3 separate regions of the Homo sapiens genome follow, and regions 2 and 3 are each linked to region 1. Evidence: chromatin loops called from intact Hi-C (ENCODE). Cell type or tissue: heart left ventricle. All regions are shown on one strand. Links, peaks and the distances in the headings refer to the core of each region. The heading gives the core; the rest is flanking DNA. Region 1 overlaps PACSIN2 (protein kinase C and casein kinase substrate in neurons 2). Region 2 holds the start of LOC101927393 (a long non-coding RNA gene). Region 3 holds the start of ARFGAP3 (ARF GTPase activating protein 3).

What was found. A loop is a pair of places that touch in the nucleus more often than their neighbours do. Peaks named below come from ENCODE experiments on the same cell type or tissue, not always from the same donor. Only the 100,000 strongest peaks of a DNase experiment are listed, where the experiment ranks them.
Region 2: a loop joins it to region 1, with 2.3 times the contacts of the local background. A loop is called at or near these places in 17 of 110 quality-filtered maps.
Region 3: it touches region 1 in a loop (3-fold over the local background); 15 of 110 quality-filtered maps call a loop at or near these places.

Annotation. Positions count from the first base shown.
Region 1 is chr22:42,953,357-42,964,187 of GRCh38, forward strand. The region is part of intron 1 of PACSIN2 (protein kinase C and casein kinase substrate in neurons 2); the gene reads right to left. Among named protein-coding and RNA genes, the nearest start is that of PACSIN2, 56 kb to the right of the region's middle. RefSeq lists enhancers at 6,347-6,641, 10,583-10,831. In heart left ventricle, for the core only: no CTCF peak of the experiment used is centred there; DNase peaks (open chromatin) are centred at 6,615, 8,691 and 9,104; H3K4me3 peaks cover 3,710 bases; H3K27ac peaks cover 4,232 bases.
Region 2 is chr22:42,862,778-42,873,608 of GRCh38, forward strand. PACSIN2 (protein kinase C and casein kinase substrate in neurons 2) reads right to left here. Exons shown (of 11, transcript NM_001184970.3): 11 at 6,996-8,692. The coding sequence ends at 8,580. LOC101927393 (a long non-coding RNA gene) reads left to right here and starts at 8,637. Exons shown (of 3, transcript XR_001755575.2): 1 at 8,637-8,726; 2 at 9,208-9,308; 3 at 9,715-10,831. In heart left ventricle, for the core only: a CTCF peak has its summit at 5,132 (motif pointing right); DNase peaks (open chromatin) are centred at 5,184 and 6,304; H3K27ac peaks cover 651 bases.
Region 3 is chr22:42,850,749-42,861,579 of GRCh38, forward strand. ARFGAP3 (ARF GTPase activating protein 3) reads right to left here and starts at 6,525. Exons shown (of 16, transcript NM_014570.5): 1 at 6,366-6,525. The coding sequence starts at 6,434. It also overlaps the pseudogene COA1P1. RefSeq lists an enhancer at 5,684-6,528 and a silencer at 6,051-6,800. In heart left ventricle, for the core only: no CTCF peak of the experiment used is centred there; DNase peaks (open chromatin) are centred at 5,663 and 6,583; H3K4me3 peaks cover 2,498 bases; H3K27ac peaks cover 2,207 bases.

The DNA of each region.
Region 1 (10,831 bases), core at 1,976-9,975:
ATAAAAATCTCACCAGAAGAACTACAGCCAATAGAAATTACAGGAATAAAAAATTACATGTCTATGCAAATTGCATTGAAGGGCCTAGCCACTGCAATAAGAAAAATAACTAAAAGGTGTAACAATCAGAAAAGAAGAAACGTAACAGCATTATTAGCATTAACAAACCATTAAATGGTTTTAGCATGGCTGATGAACAGAGGAAGGGAATTTATCTAGAATGAGAGCTCTCAGCTACAATTTGAGAGCTATATATTTAAATGCAGTGCTAAGGGTTTCATTTAACACGAGGAAAAAACCATTGTCTTCATTTTATAGCTGAAGAAACTAAAACTCCGAGAGGTTAAGTAATGTGTTCAAAGCCACCTGGCAAGTAACCGGCTAGTTTTGAAATTAAGACAATCTGTCCCCAAGGCTTAACCACTATACTATGATGTCTCGACACACGATAAACATATATGTGCCCTCTCAGAGGCAAGCGTGATTGTGTGATTACAAGGACACTGGAGGAAAAAAGAGACGAAATTCACCTAAGGAAAGCCAGGGAAGAGAGGAATGCTTAGAGCAAGAATGGTATTCTGGAGAGAATAAGAACAGCAAGTACAAAGGTTAAAAGGCATGAGGCTGGGTGCGGTGGCTCATGCCTGTAATCCTAGCACTTTGGGAGGCTGAGGCAGGCAGATCACTTGAGGTCAGGAGTTCGAAACCAGCCTAGCCAACATAGTGAAACCCTGTCTCTACCAAAAAACTCAAAAAATTAGCCAGGCATGGTGACATGTGCCTATAGTCCCAGCTACTTGGGAGGCTGAGGCAAGAGAATCACTTGAACCTGGGAGGCGGAGGTTGCAGTGAGCCGAGATCATGCCACTGCACTCCAGCCTAGGCGACTGGGCAAGACCCTATCTTGAAAGCAAAAAGCACATAAAGGAAGGTTCCCTTGGACAGAGAGTGGAGAACAGCCCATTGAGCCTCTAGTCTTGGGCTGTCCAGTATGGCAGCCACCAGCTATTAACACTTAAAAAGTAGTTAGTCCAAGTGAGAAACTGACTTTTTTTTTTGAGACAGGGTGTCCCTCTGTCATTCAGGCTGAGTGCAGTGGCACTATCACAGCTCATTGCAGCCTCAACCTCCTGGGTGTAAGCGATCCTCCCACTTGAGCCTTCTGAAGCTTGGACTACAAGTATGTGCCACTGCACCTGGCTAATTTTTTATTTTTTATAGAGACAGAGGACTCACTATGTTGTCCAGACTGGTCTCAATGACTTTTTAATTTTAGTCAATTTTAATGTAAACAGTCACGTGGTTAGTGGCTACCACACTGGACATCGCAGTTCTGGAGGTTCAAGTCTGGAGAAAGGGAAATGGTTAGAAGACCAGGAAAGAGGAATATATCCAAGAGGAAAAACAGACAGGACATAGTGATGGATGATGCCAGGGAATGGGGGATGGGGGCAGGGATTCAAAGTCTCAAATTTCGGAGGCATGGTAGGTGATAATGCCACAAAGAGAAAAATAGAATTAAGAACAAACTGGTTTGGATCTGATAAATATGATGTTCCTGAAGCATGTCCACATATAAACGGCACTCCAGCCACAACAAGCTCCTAAGTCTGGCAGATTCTGACCTCCTTGCCTTTGCATATATTGCTCCCGCTGCTTCTCTTGGGTACCTGACAAACCACTCCCTCTAAAACTCATCATCAAACTGGAGTTTCCCCCCAATCTCCTCCATTCTTCATGGCAGAATAAGGTCCCAATAGCTCTTTAAGACTCACCACCCTGCTGCTTAGAAGTCTCTTTACCTTACTGGACTGTGAGGTCCTCAGAGACCAGAACTCAATCCTAACCGTCTATGGATCCCTAGAGTCTAGCACAGTGCCTGATGTGAACTGCGTGGACAAGAGACCAAGAAGGTAAACTGAATGAATGAATGAATGAATGAACAAACAAACGAACGAACGAACGAAAAAACAAATCAACTGATCCAGCCAGCCAGCATCCAGGTGAACTGTCCCTCCAGGCAGTGATCTAACGGATGGCTGGAAATAAGCCCAGAGCTCACTCAGGTGCCTGCATGTCTACCAATAAAAGCTGTCATACCTGGAGATAGCATCAGGGGGAAAAAAAAAAAGGCTGTCAGGTGCTGGGACAAGTACAGTTTACATAGCCTCACATCATGACTTTTCATCATCATGACAACTTCCACCATCCCAAATGCAAACTCTTCAACCTCAGAAGTTCACTGGGTACACCTAAGATTCAATTTAATGTCTTCGAGTTCAATGTGAAGTATGAAAGATTTATCCACCAAAAGTGGTCTTGCCACTTTCCTTCATGGCTTTACAGTCTTGCTTTCTAACATTCTTCCTGCACAGTAATGGTAGGATCTGACTAAGTGAACCTGAGGTGACCGTCCCTATAGATGGGAAAGTAGTAACAAATGTTTCTGTCTTCCAAATCAATAGATACTGGTGATCAGTCTACTACGCCCTGTGCTATTTTTTCTTCATGTGTCAGTTCATAGCAGAGAAGATAGAGAAGTCATTTCATTATCCCCAAAACTGTCATGTGCTTCATTTATTTTGTTAAACTAGCACTACCAATCTATGTTAGGAATTTAAGAGTCAAAGAGAGAGTTCCAAATTGGGAAGTTCAACATTTTGTCCTGTTAATTACATCAACATTTCGTCAAGTAAGCATTTTCCAGCAAAATCATTCTTCCTTGTTCTCCTTCAAGGACTCCACTGTAGAACAAATCCTGATGGGAAACATGACTGAGTATGAAATTCATAGCACCCTTCACATTAACAAAAAGATAATCTAAATGCCATACTATTGTGATGACCACTGGCACACATTTCAAATTAATTCTAACTTCCTATTAGATTCTTTAAGTTTCTCAAAATAAAATATGTACCATGAGCCCACATAAAGATTTATGTCTTATGATTCATATATGACAGAGTCTAATAAGAAAAAACTTAGGCCAGAGCCCCAGGGCTGGAGGAGACGTCAGGTAGACACAACCTGTTACTTGGTGTCAAGGCAGAACTGTGACATGCAAATGCATTTAGACCACCTAGTGAAATGTGACTATAGTGCCTTCAAAAGTAATCACTATGGAAAAGCAAACAATGTCATTCATTCATTCATTCATTCAAATCAATAACCCTTGTCTAATTACTATCTCACCATACTGACACACACATACATGCTCCTCTTTACCAAACTCTAAGGGCCTAGGATACTGGGGGATGTTTCTTCATAGTCTTAGAGAAGGTTCTGAGGCCACTTCTAGAATCTGGTCTGGAGAGCTGCCCTGGACAGAGGTGGACATGAAAAAGGCCCAAACACCAACAACACAAACTCTGAGATTTCTAAGCCAACAGCAGCCCCAGGGGGCTGCCGTTTAACCCCTTCTCAGTTTGGAGCAATGCCAGCACTGCAACAGTCTGGTATCTCTTTCTCATCTTTAAATCTCACAAGCACAGCAACATTTATACTAATGTGGGCAGAAGCTAGAGGCCAGGGAGGGAAGCATATCAAATGTTACTTATAGACTGCAGAAGATAAGAAGGTCAATTATACACTAAGAAAAGGAAGCCGATTGGAATATTCTATACTTAATATATAGTGAAAATATAATAGTAAGTATAAAATGCTAATTGGGGAACAAAGGTAACTAAATTATGGGAGAAGCGAACTAAGCCACTGCGGCTCCTGAGCCTGCAGCCCCACTTCTTCTCTAGGATAATGTCGCCTGGCTCACCAAATGAAAGCAGCACCTCTTTAAGGAGACTGACAGAAAGTGCCCACTAGAACACCAGGAGGGAAGACAGTTCTGACACACTGCATAAAAATATTGCTTATGTATTCCACTTCATTCTTCAGTTTCATAAATTAAAATAGTTGTAAAGTTATTAAATTCAACTTCAAATACAATTAACATATTTATGAAAGTGCCAGTTTTCCTGAAGTGCTTTTGTTTCAGAAATTCTTCAAGGCATATATTCTAAATACTTTAGAAAATACAAATAAGCGCTATCCTGTGAACCTCCCCAAGGTATTTTAAGGTGACTTTGGACAGACAGTGATGGCCACACCGAGGTCTAGGAACAGTCACCCACTGTTCTCAGCATACCTGTTTATAACTAACTCCCACACCTGAATTTCAGAGGATTCAAACTGAATTTTTAGCAGAGACCATTTTTAATGATTCTGGAAAATTGTGAGTAAATTCCATTTTTATAAATTAAATCGTTTTCTCCTTTATTTATATTATGTTGTATTATTTTAAAGTCTTTCATATTCCAATACCTCTTCAGTTCAGCTCAAGACAGAGTCAGTATTCCCTTATAGGGGCTGAAAGGCAGAAATGCTAAAGGTTTGGGGTTTCCCTTTCACACCCTGAAGAATCCTGTTTCAAAGAAGAATTGAGTGCTTGTCTGTTTCTTGTATTAGTTGTGATTGTATTAAGTTTGGCATTCTCATCTGGCAAGCAATCCCATCGTGAGGCCCGCTTCTATCAGTAACAATTGACTGTCTCTCCCCTGAGCTAGGGGAGAGGCAAGCAAAACTTTATAATATAGAGAATTGTTGATTTTTAAGAAATGTCAATGCTCTTTGTACTTGAGGTAATTCACTATACATCTATGCAAATGGTACTTACAGCAAAAAAGTTATTGAATAAAAGCTGAGTGTTTGAAAGTGAAACAAATATGAACGGACTCATCAGTAGAAAAAAAAAACACTCTTAGCTAAGTGATATTCATCTTAAGATAATAATGCGAAGAAAGCAGATTACTGTAATGGAAAGAGTAATGAGTCTCATGACCAGGGTTTCAGACTCACTCGGCTACCAACGAGACGAGTGACCTTGGACAAGTCGTCACCTCTGGATCCCAATTCCTTTGGTAAAGTGAGGATCCTGGAATATTAAGTCCAAGAGCCATTACAGCTCTAAATATTGCGTTCCCACCTTCTGCATTATGCCACCAAATGAATAACAGAATTGTGTGGGTGGGCAAACGGGTCTCAAAGGACTAACACTGTTTAAAAAGAAAAAAGGAAGGCGTATTTTTACTTATTGGCATAAATCTCATACCTGTAAAAATGCTTTGGTTTGAAGTTATGAAACCTCTTTGCTGTTTTCATAAATACAGCATTTAAAATTCATGCAGAATTCAGTAGGATGTTTTACTGACAAGAAGGAAGGGATCTGAAGAAAGAGATATTCAGAGCTACAAGAGCAAAGACAAAACTGATGGGCCCGATTAAGGTCGGACAGACATACTATATACCTTGGGGGTTTCTAGAAACCTTTCCTATGCAATCTTAAAAGTATTTGAAACACACACTTCACAGTAGGTAACATCCTAACAAGAAAGCATGTTTTTCTGTGAGGCACAGGCTGCACCAGCACAGTATTTTCTGGAGGACGGAGAGAGGATGCTGCCTTTTTAATGGCAATCAGTAATCCAGTAAGTATAATTCACTGAGTGATGGGTCACTTAAGTATCAGGATTTTAAAAATCTAATTAGAATTACAGCACCACAGCAATAAAGGGGAGCCACTGTTTTTCAAAAATTCCAGAATATGACTTCTAAGAAACAATTGAATACGTACATAAGGCTGCTCAGTTATTAAAACAATAAGACTTTTACATTTTGTTACCCGACAAAAATATAAACAGTGTCTAGTGACAGCCCTCAGAGGGGGACGAGGGCACAGGGTCCAGCTGGGATGAGAAATGAGAAGAACTGAGGGGGAGGATGGGAAGGTGGTCGGGAGGGGTCCTGGAGCGGTGGCAGGTGATCAGAGACTCTGCAGTAAACAGTCATGAAACAGCAATTACAGTCTCCTGGAAAAGATAATTTGCTTTCTCTCTCAAGTCCCACTTATGTGTTTGTAGATTAGATTTGGCTGTAAAGAAAGAAAATGGCAGCATGTAATAAACATTAACGCCTTAAAGTAGGGGGAAAAGCCCTCTATTAACAGCTAACTCAAGTAACTCATTTAGCTACTCGGTAAGAAAAAAATACAGCTAAAGTATGTCAGCTACTCTAAAACATGCCAAAGCAAAGGTGCAAAGTTATTGCATCTATTTTGAAAGGAAACACGCACGTATGTTCTAAAACCAGAGTCAAAAATTACAAAACACAATCCTTCATTTGTTTAAGCCGAAATCTATTCTCCAAGAAAATCAAACACTTACTCTGACATCTTCTCCAAGCACCCTGGATAAAGCATTCTGCATTGCTCAGTTAATAATGAACTAATTGAACATTGCCGTCACGGAGCTCTAAAACTAGGTGCGCTTGCATAGAAGGTGAGAGTTCTGTTAAATCAGTCACTCAGTGAGAAAGAAAACAATTCCGTGAAAATTCTACTTTCAAAGAGGTCTACCTTAAAGGAAATGCAAGCCTTCCACAGCACACTCACATTTTTCTGTCAGATGCCGGCTAACTCTGCAGCTCAGCTTCCGTACCTGCCTCTTTCCAACCCTGCTGGCATGTCTGACCTCTGTCTCTCAGCTGAATTCTCCCAGCACATTTCATCATTTCCTGTTGGCTGCCGAGATAAGGTCATTCCCATACACTGCTGCATTCGCTGTACAGTCCCAGGTTCCCAGACTGCACGCTCCTGCCTGCTGTGGCCATCACAGAAGAGCTCTCTTTTCAGAAAGTGGCCAAAGAGAAATTTCAGTATTTCCACGGAAAATCAGGGAGAAGAGGTCTGAGAACAAAATTCATACTACCCCCTCCCCAACACACAAAAAATCAAATTATATACAAACTAACTTACACCATACATGAGTCTTCTAATATCTTCTTGTATTTGGGATCCTCCTGCTTACAAGAGAAAAAAGACAGCATGCTCTCTCTGCATCTGAGGGGCGTCACAGCAGTCAGTGGGACAGGGACTTGCTTGCACAGGATAATCTTACACTGTCCCTACATGTGGAAGTCAACTTCCTTCTGTGACTACACACAACAAGGCAATGCCTGTCAGCAGATGAACAGGAAGCCTCATGCAGGAGACAGGACTGGGGACACAGAGTCCCCTGGAGACAGGCAGGTGACCCCATGGTCTCTCAGCAGCACGACTGTCTCCTAAGAACTAGGACACTCAAATACGCAACTGTGATTACATGGAAATAAAAACACCTCGCTTCTTCAATTTTTACAAAGAATTTAAAGTGAAGAAAAAAACAATAAAGCTTTAGGTGAGGAGAGAAAGATTTTAAAATGCTTGTGCCTACAAGAATACATGCTGTACGATTCCCTTTGGATCCAGCACAAGAAAAGGCGTAACTAATCTACACCCTTCGAAGCCGGGACAGGGAAGAGAAAGAGGAGGCAGGCAGGAAGGGGTGCCAGGAGGGTTTTGGAGCTGTGCTGTGGCTCTTAAACTGGCTATGGGTGTGCTGGGCTTGTGAAAATTCACTGATATGTACACTTGAGATCTGTGCACTTTAGGTATGCATATTATTCAATAACACTTTTTAAAATCTCATACAGTAACAAAAAATACAGACACTACAGGAAAGAGTAGATATGGAAACCAACCTGCAAAAACAGACAGGAAACAAATATTTCAAGGGATCAATTTCTGCTAGGTGCCCTCCTAGAAGATACACATGCACACTCCCCCATTCCCCTTGGCAAGCCAGGATCTAAGTGGTAATGGCCAGGGCAGGGCCAGTTCAGGGCGGTTCCTCCTTTCAACATGGCCCAAGCGGGTGTATGTAGGGATGGGAAAATACGTAATTGGCAAAAGAACATACTGCAAGGGGAAACTGTGCTAAGTGGATATACACTATTTACCAGTGTTCTTGCTACTCATATTCATTCAAAAATGTTCAGTTAAAAACAGCCATCTAGTCTTACCTTATAACACAAAACGAAGTAGGTTAAAAATCTCTTTTGAAAATCTTGTGTTTAGACAAACACTGCGGAAGGCCGCAGGGTCCTCTGCCTAGGAAAACCAGAGACCTTTGTTCACTTGTTTATCTGTTGACCTTCCCTCCACTATTGTCCTATGACCCTGCCAAATCCCCCTCTGTGAGAAACACCCAAGAATGATCAATTAAAAAAAAAAAAAAAAAAAAATCTTGTGTTTAGAAATTCCTTAGGCTGGGCCGGTGGCTCACACTTGTAGTCCCAGCACTTTGGTAGGCTGAGGCAAATGGATTGCTTGAAGCCAGGAGTTTGAGACCAGCCTAGCCAATATGGTGAAACCTCATCTCTACTAAAAAATACAAAAATTGGCCAGGTGTAGTGGCACATGCCTGTAATCCCAGCTACTCAGGAGGCTGAGGCACGAGAATCGCTTGACCCCAGGGAGCAGAGGTTGCAGTGAGCTGAGATCACGTCACTGCACTCTAGCCTGGGTGACAGAGCGAGATCCTGTCTCAAAAAAAAGAGAAAAAGAAATTCCTTAATGGAAAAATACCAATAAAAGCAAAGACCACATAACATGAGACTCTATTACTTGACATATGATAATAATTTACACTACTTGAGAAATTATTTACCACCCCTCCCCACACAGCCCGTCACCAAAAAAGCAGAGAAGTCAACACATATTTCACTATATCCTGTGGTTGGCTTAGTTAAATCCACGGCACCATCACAGAAGATGAACACCAGAGTGCCACGCCCGCCACAGCTGGCAAGCACTCACTCCACTAAGACAGAAGCAGCGCCTGAGTTCTGGGGAAGCAAGTTTGAGACCAGCCTGGCCAACATGGTGAAACCCCGTCTGTACTAAAAAATACAAAAATTGTCTACCTGTTCCCTCCCCCAAGCCAGGATACCAGAAAACTTTTTTTTTTTTTGTCCCAGAGCCCCACTTAGGGCTGCTGGTTATGGGAGGGCTTTTTGTTTAAAAGACTCACTCTCTTCTTTTAAATCCAACAAACACAGGCTGCTCAATAAACATTTACACAGCACTTACTTTATTTCTGGCTAATCATGAAAATAGCTCTTTGGGGGTAAGCATTGTTATCTTCATTTCCCAGATGAGAGGTTATGCAACTTGCTAAGTGTCCCACAGCTGGCGCAAGGAGAGCCAGCCTGTAAGCCAGGCTACACAACACTGCCCCTCCAACTTGACTTCCCTCAACGGTCAGAACTGGGTCTTGGATAGTTTCTGCTTAATAAAAAGCTGAACTTGGAAAAGGAGAAGAGGCCCAAGGCAGAACTGGGGGTGGGGGGTGGAGGGTGAGGTCTGGGGTAGGGGGTGAGGGCCACATCCAGCACAGGGCAAGGGAAGGCCAGCCCAGCAGCCATTCACAGTCCAAGTCACAGGGCCACCCTCACATGCCCTCAGGCAAAGTGCAGCCTGGATGCCTGGGGTGGGTGGAGGCATTGTGAGTCCTGCCCCAAGTACCCAGTCACAAGAGCAAGGTGTGGGCGGGGGGGGGGGGCGGCGCAGAAAAAGAAAACTGACTTTGAACTGAATAGTAGTGGGACTAGGAAGTCATCAGACCAGATCTCCAGTGTGGCTAAAGACACCCTCTCCCTGCCCATGTCAGCCACATCTCACTAGTGGATTCCAGGCAGGAAACGTGGACTATGGCAGAAGACAAGACTGACTCAGGCAGCTCTCCTGTCCCTGGCAGTGATACAGCTGCCCGACCACTCTTTAGGTGATGCTGGGACAGAAACCGCTCAGGGAAGCTCACCTGCTGGCCTCTGGCATGCAGAGCCTAAGCTGGAATTCCAGTTCTGATCTGGCTTCTGTCATCAAAGACTGGAAACCATTGGACATTCATTCAACAAACATTAATGCCAGGCACAGTGCTTAGGGTCCCACAGTCAAAGCAGCCAAGGTCCCTGCCCCGGCCCACAATGTACAGGCTGAGCAGAAGTGCAAATAAATAAAATGAGGGACATCTCGTGCTGGTTCTCCAAGAGTGTGCAACCAGCCTACTCAAACCATGTGGATTAAGGCGGAAGAAAATTCAGAAACAGAGAGTCCACCAAGTTAACTAAAGACCAGCAGCGCCACCCATCAGCTCAGGCCCCCTGCAGAGGCGGCAAACAACACGCAGGGCAGCACTTCCCAGGGGGATTCTTTCGCCCAGCGGTCAGTGCAGCTCCAGCAGGCCAGTTCATCAGCCTAGCAGGACTCAAAGACAGGACAGGATCCAGCAAGGCTGCTGCTTCTATCTGAGGCCTTTTGTTATATGATTGTCGCATGGTAAAAATGACTGCTTGTACCACGTTTACCACGCTCATTTGAAACACTATAAGATAGGTACTCCTAGCCCTGTTTTACAGGGAAGGAAACCACCACAGAACATAAGCAATCTGCCCAAGGTCACCCAGCTAATAAGGGCAGAATGGGATTCAGTCAGGTCCACTTGATACAAAGTCCCTCCTCTCTCTACCACACCCGTGCCTCCCATGGAACGGGACCTGCTATGAAAATCAAGATATTTGGCAAAAGGTCGTGTCATTTGGAAACAATAAAATTTCTACAATTTTTTTTTCACCACTTCTCTACTGGTCTGTCATCGCTCTAATACTATACTGCCTTAAAAAAAAAACAGCTTTATTGAGATATAATTCACGTCACACAGTTCACCCATTTAAAGGGCACAATTCAATGTTATTTAGTATATTCACAGGTGTGTGCAACCATCACCACCGTCAAGGGTAGGACATTTTCATTACCTCAAAGAGAAACCCTGTACCCTTTAGCTATCATCCCTCTATTCCCAACCCTTTCCCCAGCCCGCGGCAGTCATTGTGTTTTACAAGGTGATTCTTGGCTGGGCACGGTGGCCCATGCCTGTAATCCCAGTACTTTGTGGGGCCAAGG
Region 2 (10,831 bases), core at 1,057-9,056, 91 kb before region 1:
AAGTGGGCAAATCACTTGAAGCCAGGAGTTTGAGACCAGCCTGGCCATCATGGGAGAACCCCGTCTCTACTAAAAATACAAAAATTAGCCGGGGGTGGTGGCGTGTGGCTGTAATTTCAGCTACTCACGTAGCTGAGGCATGAGAATCGCATGAACCCGGGAGGCAGAGGTTGCAGTGAGGAGAGATTGCACCACTGCACTCCACCCTGGGTGACAGAGGGAGACCCTGTCTCAAAAAAAAAAAAAAAAAAAGCCGGGCGTGGTGGCTCACGCCTGTAATCCCAGCACTTTGGGAGGCCGAGGCGGGCGGATCACGAGGTCAGGAGATCGAGACCATCCTGGCTAACACGGTGAAACCCCGTCTGTACTAAAAATTCAAAAAATTAGCTGGGTGTGGTGGCGGGCGCCTGTAGTCCCAGCTACTCGGGAGGCTGAGGCAGGAGAATGGCATGAACCCGGGAGGCGGAGCTTGCAGTGAGCCAAGATCACGCCACTGCACTCCAGCCTGGGCAACAGAGCGAGACTCCGTTTCAAAAAAAAAAAAAAAAAAAAAAGAAGAAGAAGAAAGAAGAAGGAAGAAGAAGAAACAAAATACTGACATATGAAACCACACAGATGAATGTCAGATGAGTCATGGGAAGTGAAAAAAGACAAGGCTACATATTGCACGGTTCCATTCTTATGGCATTCTGGAAAAGGTAGAAACAGAAAACATCTAAGTGGTTTCTAGGGACTGGGGGTGTAAGGAGGGGTTGACAACAAAAATCCACGTGTTGGGGAGGTGACGGAAGAGTTCTATATCTTGATTGTGGTGATGGTTATGTGATACGGTTTGGCTGTGTCCCACTCAAATCTCATCTTGAATTGTAGTTCCCATAATCCTCATGTGTCAGGAAAGGAACCTGGTGGGAGGTAACTGAATCATGGGGGCAGTTACCCCCATGCTGTTCTCATGATAGTGAGTAAATTCTCATGAGTTCTTATGGTTTTATAAGGGGTTTTCCCCCCTTTGCTCAGCATGTCTCTTTCCTGCTGCCATGTGAAGAAGGATGTGTTTGCTGCCCCTTCTGCTATGATTATAAGTTTCCTGAGGCTTCCCCAGCCATGCAGATGTGTGAGTCAATTAAACCTTTTTCCTTTATAAATTACCCAGTCTTGAGCAAGTTCTTTGTGGCAGCATGAGAATGGACTAGTACATTACATAACTGTATACATTCATCAAAACTTCAAGAACTGTACACTAAAAGGAGTGTTTTTGGCCTGGCGCAGTGGCTCACGCTTGTAATCCCAGCATTTTGGGAGGCTGAGGTGGGTGGATCATGAGGTCAGGAGTTCGAGACCAGTCTGACCAACATGGTGAAACCCCCCTCTACTAAAAATACAAAAATTAGCTGGGCATGGTGGTGGGTGCCTGTAGTCCCAGCTACTCAAGAGGCTGAGGCAGGAGAATCGCTTGAACCCAGGAGGCAGAGGTTGCAGTGAGCCAAGATGGCATCACTGTACTCCAGCCTGGGCAACAGAGGGAGACTCCATCTCAACAACAACAAAAAAAGTATATACATAAATTATACCTTAAGAACTGAGAAAAATGGGAAACAAAGCAAATGCTCAGCAACATGGGACTTACAGCATGAGTATCATTCGGCCACTAAACAGTACACTTCACGCATGAACAACTTGAGCTTGAACTACATGGGTCCACTTACATGTGGATTTTTTTCTTTTTTTTTTCTGAGATGGAGTCTTGCTCTGTCACCCAGGCTGGAGTGTGGTAGCACGATCTCAGCTCACTGCAACCTCTACCTCCCAGGTTCAAGCAATTCTCCTGCCTCAGCCTCCCAAGTAGCTGGGATTACAGGTGTGTGCCACCATGCCTGGCTAATTTTTGTATTTTTAGTAGAGACGGGGTTTCACCATGTTGGCTAGGCTGGTCTCCAACTCCTGACCTCATCCTCCCACCTCGGCCTCCCAAAGTGCTGGGATTACAGGTATGACCCACCATGCCCAGCCAGATTTTTTTCAATAAAAGTTACACTTGAGTGTGCCAGCCTTTCCTGTTGCTCCTTCCACCTCCTCTACTTCTTTCACTTCTTTTTTTGAGACAGGGTCTTGCTCTGTTTCCCAGGCGGGAGTGCAGTGGTGCAATCATGGCTCACGGCAGCCTTGACCTCTCAGGCTATAGTGATCCTCCCACCTCAGCCTCCTGAGTAGCTGGAACTACAGGTGTGTGCTACCATGCCTGGCTAATTTTTTTTTTATTTTTGGTAGAGACAGGGTGTCCCTGTGTTACCCAAGCTGGATTAGAACTCCTGGGCTCAAGTGATCCTCCCACCTCGGCCTCCCAAAGTGCTGGCATTACACGTATGAGCCACTATGTCTGGTGTTTATTTTTAATTGAAGTATATTTAGGGACATGAGAAAATGCTCATGATCAAATGGCAGGAGAACGAAACTATATTTACAGTACGATCCCAATTTTGTAAGACACATACACACATTGATGATGATGATGACGACAAGAAAACAGCACATGTGGCTGGGCGTGGTGGCTCACACCTGTAATCCCAGCTACTCGGGAGGCTGAGGCAGGAGAATTGTTGAACCTGAGAGGTGGGGGGCACAGGGAGCCGAGATTGTGCCATTGCACTCCAGCCTTGGGCAACGAGAGTGAAATTCCACCTCAAGAAAAGAAAAGAAAAAAAGAAAATGGCACATGTGCATATATGTTAGGAAAAATACCAGAAAAAAATACACCCCAATGTTAGCAATGTAACCTCTGGAAGTCAGGATCACAGATAACTAATGTTTTTCTGAATACCTTTACTAAATTTCCAAATTTTCATCTGAGCCTTTGTTCCTTTTACAATCAGGAAAAAATAATTAAGATTCCTATTGGAAAATACCATAAAGTGGCAGGGCCACCTGGCTGTCTTTGCCCAGAAGCGGCCAGTGACTGTATGTAGTTCACATGCCCTGAGGCGGCTGCCTTGGTGATCCGAATGCTGTTGAGCTCAGGGTCTTTTAGGTCCTCGTACCCTAACCCTAACCCTAACCCTAACCCTAAGGCGCTCTGGGTTTCTGCAACCTTCGGGAGGTCTAGCACCTAGTATTCCTCTGGCGTCTGAGTTTTGGTCCACTGGCCGTTGGTGCTGGTATCCTTTCCCCTAAGAGTGACATCACTTATTTAGTTCATTTCTTTCTTCCTTCCTTCCTTTCCTAGCCCTTTCCACAAAGGATTTGTAGATGCCTAGAACAATATAATCTGGGTTTCATAGGATAGTCCCAGATTTGTTGCGTTTTCTTTTTTCTTTTTGGTTTAGTGCCACATACCCAGGCTAGAGGGAGGATGAGCACTGTGGTTCCTCCGACCCTGTGCCTGGTGGTGGTCATGCCTGGCCAGAAATGAGCCTCGTACCTCAACTGCAGGCGAGGCCAGATTTAGCTCAGTTTGGGCACATCCTCCCAGGTGTGGTGGAGCCACCTCCATCCTGACCCTGGTTCTTTTCACTGGCTGGCACCTGGAGCTGACTCCGTCCTGGCCTGAGGGCCCCTCTGCTTGCTGCCACCACAGGGGCCACAGAGATGCAGCCCATTTATTCGGAAAACCGAGGCCCAGAGAGTGGCCTTTGTCTTCCACAGGTGTCTGTGGAAGGGCTGGGGAGGGGCGCAGACCTTCCCTGCCTCAGAGGAGGCTTCAGGAAGGGTGGACAAGGGAGGGGAGCAGAGCGGACAGCCACCACTCTGGGGAGACCTTGGACTGTGAAAAGGGGTGGGGGAAGGAAAGCTTACAGGGCACCCACAGGCTGGGGTGCCCACCTGGCAGGGTCTTTGGCTTCTGAGCACCCCTTAAGTTATCCTCACTTCATCACCCCTGTTTTTTTGTTGTCATTGTTTTGAGACAGAGTTTTGCTCTTATTTCCCAGACTGGAGTGCAGTGGTGCAATCTTGACTTACTGTAACCCCCGCCTCCCGGGTTCACACGATTCTCCTGCCTCAGCCTCCCAAGTAGCTGTGATTACAGGTGCCCACCACCATGCCCGGCTAATTTTTTGTATTTTTAGTAGAAACAGGGTTTTACCATGTTGGCCAGGCTGGTCTCGAACTCCTGATCTCAGGTGATCCACCCGCCTCAGCCTCCCAAACTGCTGGGATTACAGGCATGAGCCACTGTGCCCGCCAGTCATCCCTACTTTTCAGCAAATGAAGCTCAGGCATTTTCCGTTTGTCTGTGGTCCAGCCTCCTGCCCAGGTGGGGACTCAGGGACACTTCCTACAGGAAGTTGGGGAACGGCTCAAGGACTGAGCAGTGCTCTGATCTCTGAGGCCTTGGAGCCTGGGTTGGGAGGCCTGAGACTTCTGAAACCCAGCACACACATTCTCAGAAGACAACTCTGGCCCTTTGTCTCTGGCTGTCCCATCATGGTGTCAGAATAACACAGGTCCTTCTCTGAGCCTACCAGAGTTTCCCAAGGGCAAGATTGGCTTCTCTTCATGTTTGTCCTGGCACCGCTGAGTCTCACACACAGTATGTGCTCAATAGATGCATGGTGAATGAATGACTGCACAATGGATACATAAGGAGAGCCAGCTGATCCCTCACCAGGTTGGGCCACTCAGGGGTCAGGCCTTGCTCAGCTTCCCAAACCACATGGTCTGTGCCCACGGCGAAGTCACTGCTTCCTCTCACTTGTCCTGTTTCCCCATGAACTATGAGGGGGTTGGTCAGGTGGTCCACACAAGTCCTTCCCAACCTCCCCCATCCCTATCCCGATGGCTTGTGAGCGGGTTCCCTCCAGGCCTATCCAGTGCCTGAGGCCTTGACACAGCCCAGGCTGCCCAGTCGGGCCTTCACTACATGCTTCTGAGTGGACCAGGATCTGGCATCAGAGCCCAGAGCAGAGGTCAGCCCTGTTCTCCATCTGCAGGGACCTCCGAAGGCCCAGTTTTAGCTCAGGCTGCAGCAAAGCCAGATCCCTACTCCGGTCACTTGGCAGCACTTGCTCACCCTCCCGACATTTCTGGGTTGTGGGAAGGATGGAGAGAGATGATGAAATACCCCTGTCCTGAGCTCCAGGTAGCTTTGGCCCAGGAGAGGGCTCTGGGGCTAACACTCCCCCTAGTGTCAACTCAGGGGCCTTGGGGACCCGAAGAGGTGTGGACAGTTGGTGGCAGCACTGATCCAGGGTGGTGGCTGTGGGAGGAGCGAAGGGCAGCCATGGACAGCAGAGAACCCTGGGCCCCTGCCTATGGTGTCACTCATAATCGTGACAATGACCAGCTCCTGAGTGCCTGTGGCGTTTTTCTTTTTTTTTTTTTTTTTGAGATGGAGTCTTGCTCTGTCACCCAGGCTGGAGTGCAGTGGCGCGATCTCGGCTCACTGCAAGCTCCACCTCCCGGGTTCATGCCATTCTCCTGCCTCAGCCTCCTGAGTAGCTGGGACTACAGGTGCCAGGCACCACGCCCAGCTAATTTTTTGTATTTTTAGTAGAGACGGGGTTTCATCGTGTTAGCCAGGATTGTCTCGATCTCCTGACCTCGTGATCCACCCGCCTCGGCCTCCCAAAGTGCTGGGATTACAGGTGTGAGCGACCGTGCCCGGCCTTTTTCTTTTTTTGAGACTGTCTCGAGAGCTCTGTCGTCCAGGCTGGAGTGCAGTGGTGCAATCATGGCTCACTGCAGCCTCAAATTCCTGGGCTCAAGCAATCCTCCTGCCTCAGTCTCCCAAGTAGTTGGGACTAGATGCATGCACCACCACACTCGACCAATTTTTAAACTTTTTGTAGAGACAAGGTCTCACTATGTTGCCCAGGCCACCTTTTCTTCTTGCTCTAACTCTCCAACTGGAAAAGTATCACTTCTACTTGGGGAAACTGAGGCCTAGAGACAAGCTGAAGTTTCCAAGCTGGCCCCTGAGGGCAGGGCAGGAGAGGGAAGATGGGCAGTTAGAGGCCCTGCCAGATCTCTCACGGGGGGGGCCGTGTGATCCAGCCTCAGAGTGGAGGTTGCTTCATCCAGCTCAGCGGGGACCGTGGTCTTGCCATGGTGTTTGGGCAGTGACTGAGGCCACTGGCACCAGGAGCCTGCTTCTGACCCCCCACCTTCCCTCCCAACCCCGTTCTGCCTGTTTCTCTGCAGCCTGGGGCTGTGGGCCGAGCCGGGTGTCCGCCCTGCGCTGTAGGGCTCCAACTCCTCAGAAGCTGGGAGCAGGGGACCCGCCACCCCTCAGACAAGGAGGCTGCGTGACAAGGATCTGTCCCATACCCTTGCTGAGCTGGGACAAAGCCACACTGCAGGGGCAGCTGCCTGCCTTGCTCCTCCCAGGTGCTCTGTGAGGCCCCATGCCCAGCTGGCGTGCTTTTCTGGGCAGCCTTCCCAGGGCTCGGTGAGCGTGGCCACAGCCGCCCTCACGTCTTGCTTCTCTCCTGTCTTCAAGCCAGTCCAAGCCTCCTCCCTCCTCAGTTTCTCCAGCGAGGGAGGGGGTGGTTCCTCAGGGATTTCGCTCAGTGCTTTGGGCTGGCTGAGACTCCTCAAGAAACCCTGGCTGGCTCTTGGAGCCTCTGTTTCCTCCTCGGTAGAATGGAAATGGGGAGACTTGCCCATACCCTGTGGAGATGTTTGGAGACGCAGATAATGTAAGTAAAAAGTGGAGAGCACACAGTAGGTGCTCAGGAAAATGTGCTCATAGGAGAGTTATGGGTGATGTCAGTCTTGTCCTGCTGTTTGGGCTGGGGCAATAGAGAGGCGCCAGCCGATGCCCGCACCATGTGGAAGCCCAGGTCAAACAGCAGCAGGTCTCGGGGAGAAGGGAACCCCAAGGGGCTCAGGTGCCTCAAATCCCCAACCTCCAGTTTGGCAGGGGCAGTGGGCCGTGGCCTTTTGGGCAGGGGTCCTGTGCCCTGGATCTTGCCCAGCTCCAAAGCTAGTAAGCCCCAGGGAGGCCACCCCCGCCAAGTGAAGTGGGCATGAAGACAGATGATGGCGAAGGGACTTCCATATGCACGAGATCAACTGTTTATTGATTTTTTTCCTCAAATACTACACATGTAAAGGAACTGTTAAACTGAAAAAGACTTGACAATTTTTGGTAAATCCGTAGCACAGAAATGAGGATTTCTGCTGGTAAGTTCTCAGGACAGACACAGACACAGGTCCACTTTCCAAGCAAGACATCTGCTCACTGGAAACGGAGTGAATGCATAGCTGGTGACGGCGGCGGGCACTGCTGAGTCACGTGAAACACAGGTTCCCCCACGTTCCCCCCACCCCCGCCGGCCCGCGTGGCCCCCGCGTAACTCTGGCTGCAGCACCTGCTCCCGGGCGACTCCGGGCAGCCCGAGACACTCGTGCTGCGGGTAAGACCCAGCTTCTGTTTGTGCACAAGTAACACGACGACTGAAATCTGCAACTACTGCAAAGACGCGGGCACTTTTACAGTGTTCTGCTACGGAGCCAGGACAAAGGCCGGTCAGAAGCCGGACCAGCAGTCAGCTGGTGACGACGAGCCTCCCTCCAGCAGGCACCACGTCAGAGAGGCCCCAGGCCCACTGAGCCCGGGAGGAGACCCAGCCGGCCAGCCAGACGTGTGCCTGAATGCCACAGACTTCAAGCAGTTTACAAACGAAACTCACTGTTAAAAGCTGTTAAATCTCATTAAAACAGTAGACGAGTGCTTTAGATTCTCTGAATATCAAATAATATATACAGATAGACACTGAGACATGACAGTCTAATCTAAAGCATCTTTACAGATGCATTTGCTTGAAAAGTTAGTCTTCTTTTTAACTCTGAATCAGTGATAAAATTGTTAATTTGCAAAAGAGTACAGTTTTAAGCAAGAATAGAGTGAAAATAATTTTTAAATATGGCGATTTGGGGGAGTTCTACCTAAGGTTCTATGTAAAGCTTCCATTCAGATGCCCAAAAGCACAAAGAGCATTCCCAATAGAAACCCGACCATAACCCGGTCCCACCTTCCTGGCATAATTCCTTTCCTCAAACATCTGCCACCTGAGGCTAAGCCTACACACGGCGTGGCTGAGTAACAGGGTAAGGGAATAGGGAGATCGTTTCCTCAAGACTGGTGCGCATCAATCTGTGCCATAATTTAAGTAGAAATGAACAGGTGTATAAAAAAGTATAACTGTACACAGCCTTTAAATTAAAAACCTCAAAATCTTCACTCAAAATGGGATGTAAGCTTGTTCATTTAAGTTGCAGGTGATGGACTCGTCAGAGAGAGTAATCAGTGGAACAAGATCAGTGTAACCCACCATTGACTCGGAAAGGAGAGACAAAGTCAAGAACATAGAGATCTATGATAGGCCAACAGGCACAGTGGGCGGGGAGGGGCGGCTATTTCTGTTGTTCTGCGTCTTCCTGCGCTCAGATCCCTCCAGCTGCACTCGGAAAGGTGCCGAGTCCCAGGCGAAATGACCAGCTCATCTGCCTTCCAGGAACACCATGAAGCCAAGAGCAATGGAACCATCATCTCTTGCAGGAAAAGGAGTGGATGCCCACGTGGCTGGCTGAGGCTCCTGGGCCCGCCGCCTCCGTCCCCCCGCTGGCCTGTCCCCGACTCATCACTGGATCGCCTCCACATAATTTGCCGGGTATAGGCCAACTTGCCCGTTGTCCAAGCGTCCCTTGCACCAGCCCTGCTCATCCTCGTCCTCCATCTTGGTCAGCTCATCCCCTGCAAGACAAAGAGGGAGCCGTCTCCATGAGAGGTATGACACCGACGGTGGGCTACAGAGCCGCATTCACGAGCTTTGAGCCCACAGAGGGTGGAGGGCCAGGCATTCTGTGGCGGGCAGGCCGAGGGCCTGGTCATTTCTCTACTAAATGCATGCATTTTAAGTTGCCTCTTTGGTCATGGGCCTCTGACAGACCTAGAGATGACAGTCTCACACAGTAATTTGGAACAAGCTGCTCTCAGCTGCCACAGTGGCTCCCACTGAGACTGCGGCATCCAGCTCCATAGGGCTGTGCCTTCCTCACCACCCTGGCCAGGTGGCAGGAATCGTCCCTCGGTTGTGCCCCTCCCTCACGTTGGGCCTCTTCTGTCCCCTCCCCAGGGCCCCGGCCGCCTTGCTCCCAGCAGCTGTCTCTGGGGTCTCTCTGCCTTTGCTAATCCCTCTCCTCTGCAACTTCCAGGCTGCGAGGGGAAGGGACCATGTCTGACAGTCATACCTGTCATTTTATCCCCAGCACCTGGCTGATGACTTGTGCACGGTGCCATGTGTCAACCCTTCCTGAGACCCTGAGAAGGAGCCCCTGGCGCTGTTCTGGAATCTCCCTGTGGCTCTAATGTATTAACGTGGTTCCATTTATCTTTGGTTGTTCCAACCTGAAGGACCTCCTACTTCTGGCCAGGCCTTGGGTAGAAGAGGAGATACAGAGATGAGAGGAACTGATGGATCCTGGTCTCAAGGAGGCAGACTAGGGTGGTGAGGGGGAGGTGGCACTAGGGTAGGGCCCCAGGTCTGGCATTTGCCAGGTTAGGGAAGCAGAGCAGCTCAGAGCCCAGGGGTGGGCAGGGGCCTGTGTGCTTCTGGTTGGTAACTCACTGCAGGGAAGGCCAGTTGGGCCTGCTGGCTCGGACCTCGTCAGGAGCAAGCAATTGGTGGGAAAGAAATAGTCCCAGTGCTGTTTTGCCTTTATTGCTAAGTTTGAAGTTTTGTAACTCTCTTTGGCATTTTTTGGTCCATTTTTCAGAATTAGATGCAGTTTTCCCCCTGGTTTAGCATTTCCCTGATGCTTTGGATTTTGTATGGCAGCAATGCTGGTCAACATGCCTGCGGAGCTAATACCTGGGGCTTCCAGTGCTCCCCGGACTGCCTGGGCTCAAATCCCACAGCCATCACTCACTGGCTGGGAGACCTGGACCAACTGCGTCCACTCCCTGGGCCTGTGGCCCTCATCTGTGGACTGGGGGTACTGTGAAGATTAAGTGTTAAGACACTAAAGAACCCTGGGAGGGTGGGACATGCGTAAGCACTGGCTCAGCCTCCCACTGTCGTGCCGCTTCTGCCAGACCAGTGCGCCTGCAGATCTAACCCAGAGGCATCAGGAGCAGATGCAGGGGCCACAGGGCAGCAGCCACGATGAACCACCATCTCTTTCCACCGCTTCGTGCCTCGGGCCCCTGGCGTTTCTTTTGTCCTGCCTTCATTGGTTGCTGTGCTCTCACAGGCCTGGATCCAGGCTACCGAGGCTAGGATGAGGCCTGTAACCCCACACTACCATGTGGCAAACAGCCAGAACACCGCAAGAGACGTAAGTCAAGCCACACTGGCTGGGAGCTAATTTTGCATTGTTAAAAAGCAGGATAACACAGAAAATAGAACGGACAGGAAAGCTTTCACATTGTGCAAATGTGAACTGGTGATTAGAAGGTTCATTTCAATCAGTTTGCTTTTGACAATTTACTTGGATCTGGAAGAAACATTTTAAATCTACAAAATTACTGTCAAACCCAATAGGCAGGATTGAAAAGGAGTTAGAAATTATAAACAAATAAACCAACAAAGTCGGGGGTAACAACCCCAACCAAAGATATCAGAAACTGGATGAAGATGGCTTAAAGGCACATTAAAAAAAAATCCAAAAAAACAAAAAAACCCAACTTCTCAAACTGGGCAGAGGCAGCTGATAACCAGCCCAGGGGAAGAGTGTCTGGGGACAGCAGGCTGGCACTCTGGGTGCTGAGGGGAGGAGGCTGAAGACTGGTTAGAAGCTAGGCCATTGGGCACAGCCCCCAGGCCCTGGCTTCCCTGCTGAGTCAGGGGTTGGGGTGGTGGTGGTAAGGCAGCCTTTCCCACAAGTGTAGCCT
Region 3 (10,831 bases), core at 2,773-10,772, 100 kb before region 1:
CTCACACTGATCGCACACTGAATAATCGGGGTGGAGTGACAACTGACACAAAAAGAGGCCAGGAGATTTACTTTGGTGTTTACTGATCACCTGCTGTATGTCAGACATGTGACAGGTGATGAGGTATGAAAAAGTAGCAGCACAAACACTAGCTGAACGCTTATTGGTGCTAGTCTTTAAAGAGCTCACTGAGAAGTGGGGAAGACAGACGCGCAAATTCAAACGCCCTGTGGTGATGGCCATTAGGAGAACCCTCTTCTGTGGGGCATCAAACAAAACGACAGACTCTGCCAAAAGGTGCTGTTCTTCCCCGTCAGGCTGTGTGTAATTTCTCACCTAGTTACTCAACTACCAGTTGCTGTGCACTTACCATCAAGTGTACCTGGCACATACCAAGTGGACATACCAGCGTGGTTCAGGAAGTCTGCCCACATGGAGCCCACAGTCTAGCAGTCCAGTGGGCAAGACAATTAGTTACAAGATTGTTTCCTAGTAAGCAAGGACAGGATGCAAAGGGTTTTTGGTAGAGGTGATGGCAGAGATTTTGGGTACACAGCCCAGAGCAGGCCAAGTTTGAGAATCACTTCTGAGGTGGTCACCAGACTGGCTACAAGAAGAGAGCAGTGAGGTTCCTAATGAGGCAGGCAGCTTTGGCATCCTCCGGACCCATCACCTAAGCTAAGGGATTGCTAAAATGTAGCCCCATGAGGGGGGGGCCATGTCTACCTTATTCACCTGAGCTTGGCACCATGCCTGGCACAACACAGGTGCTCACTAAATGCGAATGCACATGGTGGAGCAGTTTATAGGGGTAGAGGAGCTAACAAGTGGAGACTGGGACGTGTGGAGGTCAGAAGTGGTGAGAAATACAGGTCTGGCTCCCATAAATGCTGCCTTGATCCTCCTGCTATACCAGGAGGCTATGCTTTGGAAGCAGGGACTGCGCTTTGATTTGATATGCAATCCCAAACCAAAGTCAAGATGTGGCTTTTAAAGCAGAACATCAGTTCTTATGGTGATGAGCAAGAAATAGCTTTTGACTGACAATTTGTTTTGTTTAATGATGAGAATAATTAGTATACAAATAATAATAACAGCTAATATTGAGTGTTTAATTCAGGCACTATTGTTGGCACTTTAGCCAATTTCATCTTCCTAACAACGCTTTCATTAGTAGGGTACTAGTAGAAGGTACTATGATCATCCCCATCAGGGCCAGCTTCCTGGGCATGTGTGTGATCTATGCAGTCGCAGAGGGCCCCACACTTAGAATAAAAGAGTGTGTGATTGGCTTAATGCTCTGCTGTCTCATCTTGAAATTCTTTTTTTTTTTTTTTGAGATAGGGTCTCATGCTGGAGTATATGATATGATCTCGACTCACTTCAACCTCTGCCTCCCGAGCTCAAGCAATCCTCCCACCTCAGCCTCCCGAGCAGCTGGGACCACAGGCATGAGCCACCATGCATGGCTAATTTTAATTTTTTTTTTTGGTAGAGATGAGGTTTCACCATGTTGCCCAGGCTGGTGTCAAACTCCTGAGCTCAAGCTATTCATCTGCCTCGGCCTCCCAAAGTGCTGGGATTACAGGCGCCACCGCGCCTAGCCTCATCTTGAAATTCTTTTTTTTTGAGATAGGGTCTCGCTCTGTCGCCCACTCTTGAGTGCAATGGCGTGATCTTGGTTCACTGCAACCTCCGCCTCCTGGGTTCAAGCAACTCTCCTGTCTCAGCCTCCCGAGTAGTTGGGATTACAGGCACATGGCACCACGCCTGGCTAATTTTTTGTATTTTTAGTAGAGATGGGGTTTCACCATGTTGCCCAGGCTGGTCTCGAACTCCTGAGCTCAGATGATCCACCCACCTTGGCCTCCCAAAGTGCTAGGATTACAGGTGTGAGCCACTGTGTCTGGCCGAAATTCTTAATACTGTTCAAACAAGGGCCCTGCATTTTCATTTTGTACATTTCACAAATTATGTAGCTAGTCTTGATCTCCATTTTATTTATTTAATTTTATTTTATTTGTGTGTGCGTGTGAGATGGAGTCGCTCTCTGTTGCCCAGGCTGGAGTGCAGTGGCGTGACCTTGGTTCACTGCAACCTCTGCTTCCTGGATTCAAGCGATTCTCCTGCCTCAGCCTCCCGAACAGCTGAGATTACAGGCACTCGCCATCATGCCCAGCTAATTTTTGTATTTTTGTAGAGACGGGGCTTCATCATGTTGGCCAGGCTGGTCTTGAACTCCTGACCTCAGGTGATCCACCCGCCTCAGCCTCCCAAGGTACTGGGGTTACAGGCGTGAGCCACCGCGCCCGGCCTATTTATTTGTTTTTTAAATCAATGAATGTTTTCTTAATTCTGATTCCTTTTATCATGTGCTTTCTTAAACAAAGAACTTTCACATAAATTATCTTATAATAAGAGTTTCTTTCTGATTCAGTTTAAAAATGACAATAGCATTCGTTGTGCCCAAGTTAGAATTATACCAAAATTACCATATGCCAGCACATACAATCATTCCACTGGTGGCTGGAAAATTAGCTTACGGGAGTGTCTGTCACTCAGATGGGCCATCACCCCTGGTGGGCACATGGTGGAGATAAGGGAAGGCCAGACTAGAAGAAAGCTGGGTCTTTTGGATCGTTTCTACTCCTTTTTCACTTCTTCACCATTCTCCCCACTGAGCTTGAACAAGGGAATCTGCTGGCCATCCTTGGGCTCTAGGAAGACCTCATCAAGGTGCCACCTCTGAAAGGGGCACTTCTGGATGAGCTGACATGGAGATGGCCCTCTGACTTGGATCCAGAGCTAGGAATCTTCAACTTGGCATCAGCAATGTCCACAAAGTTGTGCTTGGTGAGTTTGAGACAGTGAATGTTGAGAAGAGGGCCCAGAGCTCCCTGTGCCTTGGGATGGCTATGCACCTGCTCCAATGCCAACTGGTAATACAAAGCCCTGGAAAAAGTCTTTTGTATGCGGTAATACACAAGGGCCAAGCCCCCAGTACCGAACACATTGCCGAAAAGGACCATTTTTTCCTTGAGGCACTGGCATCCTGCTGCCTGGATACTTTTGCCACCTCACAGCACAACTCTCTTGAAAATCATCAAAGGCAAGTTGTTCTGTAAGCGACAGAAGCACCATGCTGCAGAGAGCATGAGGAGCCCTTCCGGGCGTGGGATGGTGGCGGTAAATCTTGATCTCCATTTTAAAGAAAACTAAGGAATTACTGAATTAAGTATGACAGATAAGAAGTGGCCACTGCTTAGTAATTCCTTAGTGGAAATGCCCACAATGGGGACTGGATCCCATGCAGTCTGTTCCCAGAGCCACTCTTCCCGCTCCACCACACTGTGCTTCAGAGCAGAAAACATACCACCTGCCGTCCTGCATCTGCCCTTCATCTGTCCACTAGACTATAAGTTCCCTGAGGACAGGAACATACCATCAGTGTACATACCTTTCATGCTCTACACAGTGCCCAGCATAGCATAGGTGCTTAATGAATACTTGTTGAATGAATAACCCAATCTATATAAAAGTAAGGAATGGTATAGCAACAAAGAAGGATTTCCACAAACAAGAAAATTCACCCTTGGCCAGGTGCGGTGGCTCACGCCTGTAATCACAGCACTTTGGGAGGCTGAGACAGGCGGATCACTTTAGGTCAGGAGTTTGAGACCAGCCTGGCCAATATGGTGAAACTCCATTACTACTAAAAATACAAAAATTAGCCATGCGTGATGGCACACGCCTGTAGTCCCAGCTACTCAGGAGGCTGATGCAAGAGAATCGCTTGAACCTGGGAGGAGGAGGTCGCAGTGTGCCAAGATCGCACCACTGCACTCCAGACTGGACAACAGAGCTAGACTGTCTCAAAAGAAAAAAAAAAAGAAAGAAAAAGAAAAAAGAGAATTGACCCTCATGACCTTTGATCTAGAGTAAATCATCATACATGAGACGAAGAAATTGGATACCATGTTCTAAAAGTAAGCCGACTTGTTTTTCTTTGATTACCTTTCCTGGCTCATGTATCTTAGAGCTGTCTTTTATGACCCCAATTTTAAAATGCTATTGTTATCTTCGTTTAGGTAAGGGTTTCAAACCAATGATCAAATAAAAGGTCTCAACCAAGAAATATAGCACATTACTGTTAAACATTACCAGAAAACATTTTTGCTCATTGCTTTTATTAATCTTATTACAGAATATAAATTTTTCACAGGTGTGTTCTTCATCATAAAAACAGCTGCCATTTATTGAAGACTATTATATGCAGTTCCTACTCTAAGTGTTTTTCTTGGATTATTCCATTTAATCTTCACAATAACCCTCTGAGTCAGGTCTAGTTCATGCCCCATTTTCAGAGGAGGAAAAAAGGGACAAAGTGGTCAAGTAACCTGTCCAAGGGTGACATACCTAGAAAGTAGCAGTTTGGACAATACAAGCCTGTCTCTCAAAAGCCTCTTGATATAAAGACATTGATTTCTAATTTAAAATTATCTTTGAATTAAATCAAAGAGAATACATGTTGATGTTTCTGAGATAAAGGTGACAAAAAAATATAGTTTACACATTGCTAACCGCAGATCCTAATCTTGACTAAGTTACACAGGACCCACTCTTTATAAACACATCAATCTAAATTTAAAAATCAAGGCTGGGCGCGGTGGCTCACGCCTGTAATCCCAGCACTTCAGGAGGCCGAGGCGGGTGGATCACTTGAGGCCAGGAGTTTGAGACCAGAGTGACTGACATGGTGAAACCTCGTCTCTACTAAAAATATAAAAATTACTTGAGTGTAGTGGTGGATGCCTGTAATCCTGGCGACTCAGGAGGCTGAGGCAGAATTGCTCAAACCCAGGAGGCAGAGGTTGCAGTGAGCTGAGATCGCACCACTGCACTCCAGCCTGGGCGACAGAGCAAGGCTCTGTCTCAAAAAAATTAAAATTAAAACGTTAAAAAAAAAAAAAAGAACATTAAGGCCAGCATGGTGGCTCATGCCTGTAATCCTAGCACTCTGGGAGGCCAAGGCAGGAGGAGGCAGGAGGACTGCTTGAGCCCAGGAATTTGACACCAGCACGGGCAACATAGCAAGACCCTGTCTCTACAAAAATTAATTAATTAATTAATTAATAATAACAATTAGCTGGGCGTGGTGGTACAGCCCTGTGGTGTCAGCCTCATCAGGAGGCTGGGAAGGAAGGATGGCTTGGGCTGGGTAGGTCAAGGCTGCAGTGAGCTAGGATCAAGGCACTACACTTCAGCCTGGGTGACGGGGTGAGACCCTGTCTCTAAAAAAATAAATAAATAAAAATGTGAAAATCAAGAGAACAGTAAAGAAACGGGCACTGGAGAATTCCTGGAGCCTTTCTCTTAACTTTCCCACATCCATCAGACATCACCTCCAATAAACTGTTTCCTTCCTCACCTAGGCTGGAAAAAATATGGGCTCCCCTGTACCATCAAGACTTAAAACCAACAGAAACACCTATTTTGTAACACTCGGGAACTTTCTATGCCAGCATATCGAGGTTCAATAACAGCTGTTCCCTTCGGGAAGTGACAGTGGGAACCAGACAACACTCGTGTCACAGGAGGGGCGGGGAGAGCCCACGCTGACGCGACAGCCCTTTGCACTCTCCAAGTCCCTCTCCGACCCGACGTGTCACCTTAGCCCCCTGCGTCACCCCAACGCCTCCAGCCAGCTGCGCAAAGCTGTAAAAGTTCCAGGGAGAGAACAGCCTCTGGAGACAAAAAAAAAAAGGAAACCTCCATCTCCAAAGAGAACCGAGGAGAGGGAGGAGGCTGTGGTGAGCCTCCCTGGCCAAAGCGACAAAAGCTGGAAGCCAAAGCGTAGACTACTCGGCAACTTTATCAGAAGAGAAACTGAGGCAGGCACCGCAAGGCCCGAGGAGCCAAGCCGGCTCCAACAGGCGGGGTCGAGCTCCAGGGTGGCGCTGGGGGAGCCGCGCTTTCCCCGCATCCGGCGCCAGCAGCCGGGGTTTCCGAGCCGGGAGCTCCCTCCTCGCAGCGCCCCCGAGGATGCCCCCGCCCCCGCCTCCGCTCAGAGCCGCCGGTGCTCGCCCCCCGCCCCAAGAGCTCGCCGGGGGGTGTGCCCGCGCCGCCGCCCCCGGGAACGCTCCCCGGCTCGCGTGAGGACCCCCGCGCTGCGGCCTCCCGCCCGGGCCTCTCAGCTGCCCGGCCCCGCCCGCCCCGGCCCGGCCAGGCTGCCGCGGCCCCACAGTGCGACGTGTCACAGGCCGCGCCGGCCCCGCCTCCCAAGCCACGGGCACTGGCGCCCGCGGGGCCTCCCGCCGGTTCCCGCAGGGATGCCAGGCAGGCCCGCACTCGCCCGCGGCCGCTACCTTGTTAGTGGGCACCGAGCGGAGGCGCTTGAAGATGGTCAAGATGTCCTGCTTGCTGGGGTCCCCCATCGTCAGCTGTGAGCCGCGGCGCAGCTGGCCCAGCCAACCGGTAAGAGTCGACGAAAAGCGGCTACCGCCTCAGCAGGAGCGACGAGGCCGCGGGGGCGGGGCTGCGCGTAACGGTCAGGCTCCGCCCCAATCCCCGCCCACGACCGGGCCCGTCCACCGCCGGGGCGCAGGCGCCGCTCGCTTTCCCTCCCCGCCCTCGCTTCAGCCGCGCCGCTGGCCCGACCCCAGGCGCTGCACGCGCGTGCGCAGGAGGCTCGCGCGCCATTTGCGGCGCGGCTCCACGCCCTTAGCGCTGGGCGAAGCCGGGCCCGGGTGTGGCTGCCTGCCACGCGCGCTGCCATAGGATCCACCAACGTTTCGCCTGGTCGATCGCCATTTCGCCTAACGGGCTGCTTCCATGGAAAGGTCAGAGGCAGGGGAAGGGGCGCACGCGCCCTCCTTCGGCACGAGACGGACGGAGGGCCCGTGCCTTGACGCCGGACCTTAGCTGGTGGCCTTCCCTTTTTTTTTTTTTTTTTTTGAGACGGAGCCTCGCTCTGTCCCCCAGGCTGGAGTGTAATGGCGCGATTGCGGCTCCTTGCAACCTCCCTGGTTCAAGCGATTCTCCTGCCTCAGCCTCCCGAGTAGGTGGGATTACAGGCGTACATCACCACGCCCGGCTAATTTTTGTATTTTTAGTAGAGACCAGGGTTTCACCATGTTGCCCAGGCTGGTCTCGAACTCCTGACTTCAGGTGATCCACCCACTTCGGCCTTCCAAATTGCTGGGATTACAGACGTGAGCCGCCGCGCCCGACTCTTTTTAATTCTTGCCCTCAGCTCACGCCAGGCCCTGGGTGGAAAGCTTTCTTTGCCCGGAAACTGGCTTTCTGAAACCAAGGGCTTTTGTGTCACGTTCATGGAGAGATGGCAGTGCGGGTTGAGGCAGAAGTGCTCAGTCAGAACTGATGAGTCCAGATGAGAAGCTTGACTTTTAACCCCGGCCCTCGGGGCTGCACCCTACCCTCTGGGAAACAATTCCAGCCAGAAGAGTTTACACTCAGCAGAAGGTGCCTCTGTCACCACAATGGGTGTGGAGCCACTGGAAAGAGGTTGGGTGATAGTGAGGAAGGACAGCAGGTTTTGGCATCAAAGGCACTACCTTGGCCTCAATCCCAGTTCAGCCAGCTGCTTCCTAGCTCTGTGGCCTTGGTCAAGACACTTACCTTCTCTAAAGCATGGTTTATTTGCAGTCTCAGGGGCTCATGCCTGTGATCCCAGCACTTTGGGAGGCTGAGGCGGGAGGATCACTTGAGCTCAGGAGTTCAAGACCAGACTGGATAATATGGTGAAACCCCGTCTCTATAAAAAAATGCAAAAATTAGCCGGGCATGCTGGCATGGGCCTGTAGTCCTAGCTACTTGGGAGGCTGAGGTGGGAGGATCGCTTTAGTCCAGGAGGTCGAGGCTGCAGTGAGCCAAGATCGCACCACTGCACTCCAGCATGGGCGACAGACCAAGACCCTGTCTCAAAAAGTAAAATAAAATAAACCATGGTTTATTCATCTGTACAAAGAAATTAAAGAATCAGTGCTGAGTAGCACAGGTGAGCAGCTTCCTAGGGATATCCTGAAGAGCCTTTGGTGGAGGCTTTCTACTGTTAGAAGTCAGGAAATGTACACTCCACCTATCTGCTTGGAGACCCTCGGTGGCAGTTGGGAGCTTGCAGACAATGTAACTTATAAACCCAAAGCTGCAACTTTTCCAAGAAAGGGAAATTGATTATCTTCCAGAAAAGTACATTACTTTTGCAGGTAGCTCTGATGGTTTAAAAGTTCTTCCTGTATTGAGTCGAAGTATAACACCTGTGCTTTGTGTCCACCGGGTACTAGTTTGGCCTTATGCAGAATACCGGGCATGTTTATGAGCAGTTTTATCCTTCCTGATGGGAATGGGAATGATGGTCCCATTTACTACTTGGAGCTGAAATCTTACTAAGTTATATTATCAGAGTAGTGCAGTCTAGCCCATTCTCCACCATAGAGATTGAGGAGAGGGAAACAAAAGCAGTAAATTATAGACAGTATCTACACGAATAGGGGAGGAAGGGGTAGGAGGTACCATTTATACACTATGGTTGCTTAAGTGTTCTTCATAGAACTTAGCATCTAATACTATAACATATAATATTCTATCTATATGTTATCTGGCTCTAATTGAATACAAAAATATATATTTCTGGCCGGGGGCGGTGCCTCACACCTGTAATCCCAGCACTTTGGGAAGCTGAGGTGGGTGGATCATGAGGTCAGGAGTTCGAGACCAGCCTGACCAACATGGTGAAACCCCATCTCTACTAAAAATACAAAAATTAGCCAGGCATGGTGGTGGGCACCTGTAATCCCAACTACTCAGAGGCTGAGGCAGGAGAATCGCTTGAATCTGGGAAGCAGAGGTTGCAGTGAGCCGAGATCACACCACTGCACTCCAGCCTAGGCGACAGAGCGGGACTCTGTCTCAAAAAAAAAAAAAAAAAATATATATATATATATATATATATATATATATATATATTTCTTGAAATCAAATGTTTTTTCTCCTTTTTCTTTTGAGGAGTCTCGCCGGAGTGCAGTGGTGTGATCCTGACGCACTGCAACCTCTGCCTCCCAGGTTCAGCCGAGTCTCCTGCCTCAGCCTCCTGAGTAGCTGGGATTATAGGCGCCCGCAACCATGCCTGGCTAATTTTTTTTTTTTTTTTTTTTTTTGAGATGGAGTTTCACTCTTGTCATCCAGGTGGAGTGCCATGGCGTGATCTCGGCTCACTGCAACCTCTGCCTCCCAAGGTTCAAGCGACTCTCCTGCCTCATCCTCCCGAGTAGCTGGGATTACAGGCGCATGCCACCACACGTGGCTAATTTTTATATTTTTAGTAGAGACGGAGTTTCACCATGTTGTCCAGGCTGGTCTCGAACTCCTGACCTCAGGTGGTCTGCCCACCTCAGCCTCCCAAAGAGCTGGGATTACAGGCGTGAGCCACAGCACCCGGCCAATACACTATGGTTGTCTTATCTGTCAGTTGCTTAAGTGTTTTTCATAGAACTTATTGGCATCTAATATTATGATATATAATATTCTATCTATCTGTATCTGCCTCTCCTCAATTGAATATAAATCTCTTGAAATCAGATCTATTTTTCTACTTTTTTTTTTTTTTTTTTGGAGACAGAGTCTCGCTTTGTCACCCAGGCTGGAGTGCAGTGGCGCAACCTCAGCTCACTGCAACCTCTGCCTCGTGGATTCAAGCAATTATCCTGCCTCAGCCTCCCGAGTAGCTGTTTGTAGGCAGCTGCCGCCACGCCTGGCTAATTTTTGTATTTTTAGTAGAGATGGGGTTTTACCATGCTGGCCAGGCTGGTGTCAAACTCCTTCAAGTGATCCGCCCGCCTTGGCCTCCCAGTGTGCTGGGATTACAGGTGTGAGCCACTGTGCTCAGCCTGTTTTTTCTACTACTTTATCCCCAGCACCTAGAATAATGCCTGGCACATAGTATGCATTCAATAAAGATTTGTGGAATGGGCTTAGAATGTAGAAAGCTACAAAGGCTCTCCCTCCCAATATCATAATGAGAAAAGCTGGATAATCTACCAAATTGTAACTTCTGTTGAGCCCATCAGAAAGCTGAGGTTGCAAGGCAACCAAGTAACCTCAGCGCCAAAGAGAGACAACAGAAGCCTCTCCAAAGACAGAACACAAGAACCCCTTCACCTTTGGCAGAGCGCAGGAGAAAGAGGTTACTGCCAAACTAGTTGGCAACAGGAAATCGGCTATAATTTTAATGAAGTCTTAAAGGCCAAGTGTAGGTTGGCATGTGAGTTTGGACTAGCTGGGGGCCTCAGATACAAAGGGAGTTCACATTCATTCATAAGCCCTTTTTAATAAACCTCCATCAGAAACCGTACTTCACAAGGAAGATGGGGACTGGCAAAGAGCCCGGAGAGAGACCTCTCTGTGGGGTGGGCATCCAGCTGCTCAGGAACAGGCACAGACCCCACCTGCTTCCTCTGGACTCTTCTCTTCTAAAAAAGCAGGCTGGGCACAGTGGCTCATGGCTGTAATCCCAGCACTTTGGGAGGCCAAGGCGGGCAGATCATCTGAGGTCAGGAATTTGAGACCAGCCTGGCCAACATGGTGAAACTCTGTCTCTACTAAAAATACAAAATTAGCTCGGCGTGGTGGCGCACACCCGTAGTCCCAGCTACTTGGGGACTGAGGCACGAGAATTGCTTGAACCTGGGAGGGGAAGGCTGCAGTGAGCCAGGATCAAGCCAGTGCACTCCAGCCTGAGCGACAGAGGGAGACTCGTCACAAAAAAAAAAAAAAAAAAAAGAAAGAAAAGAGAAAGAAAAAAAGCAAAAGCAGT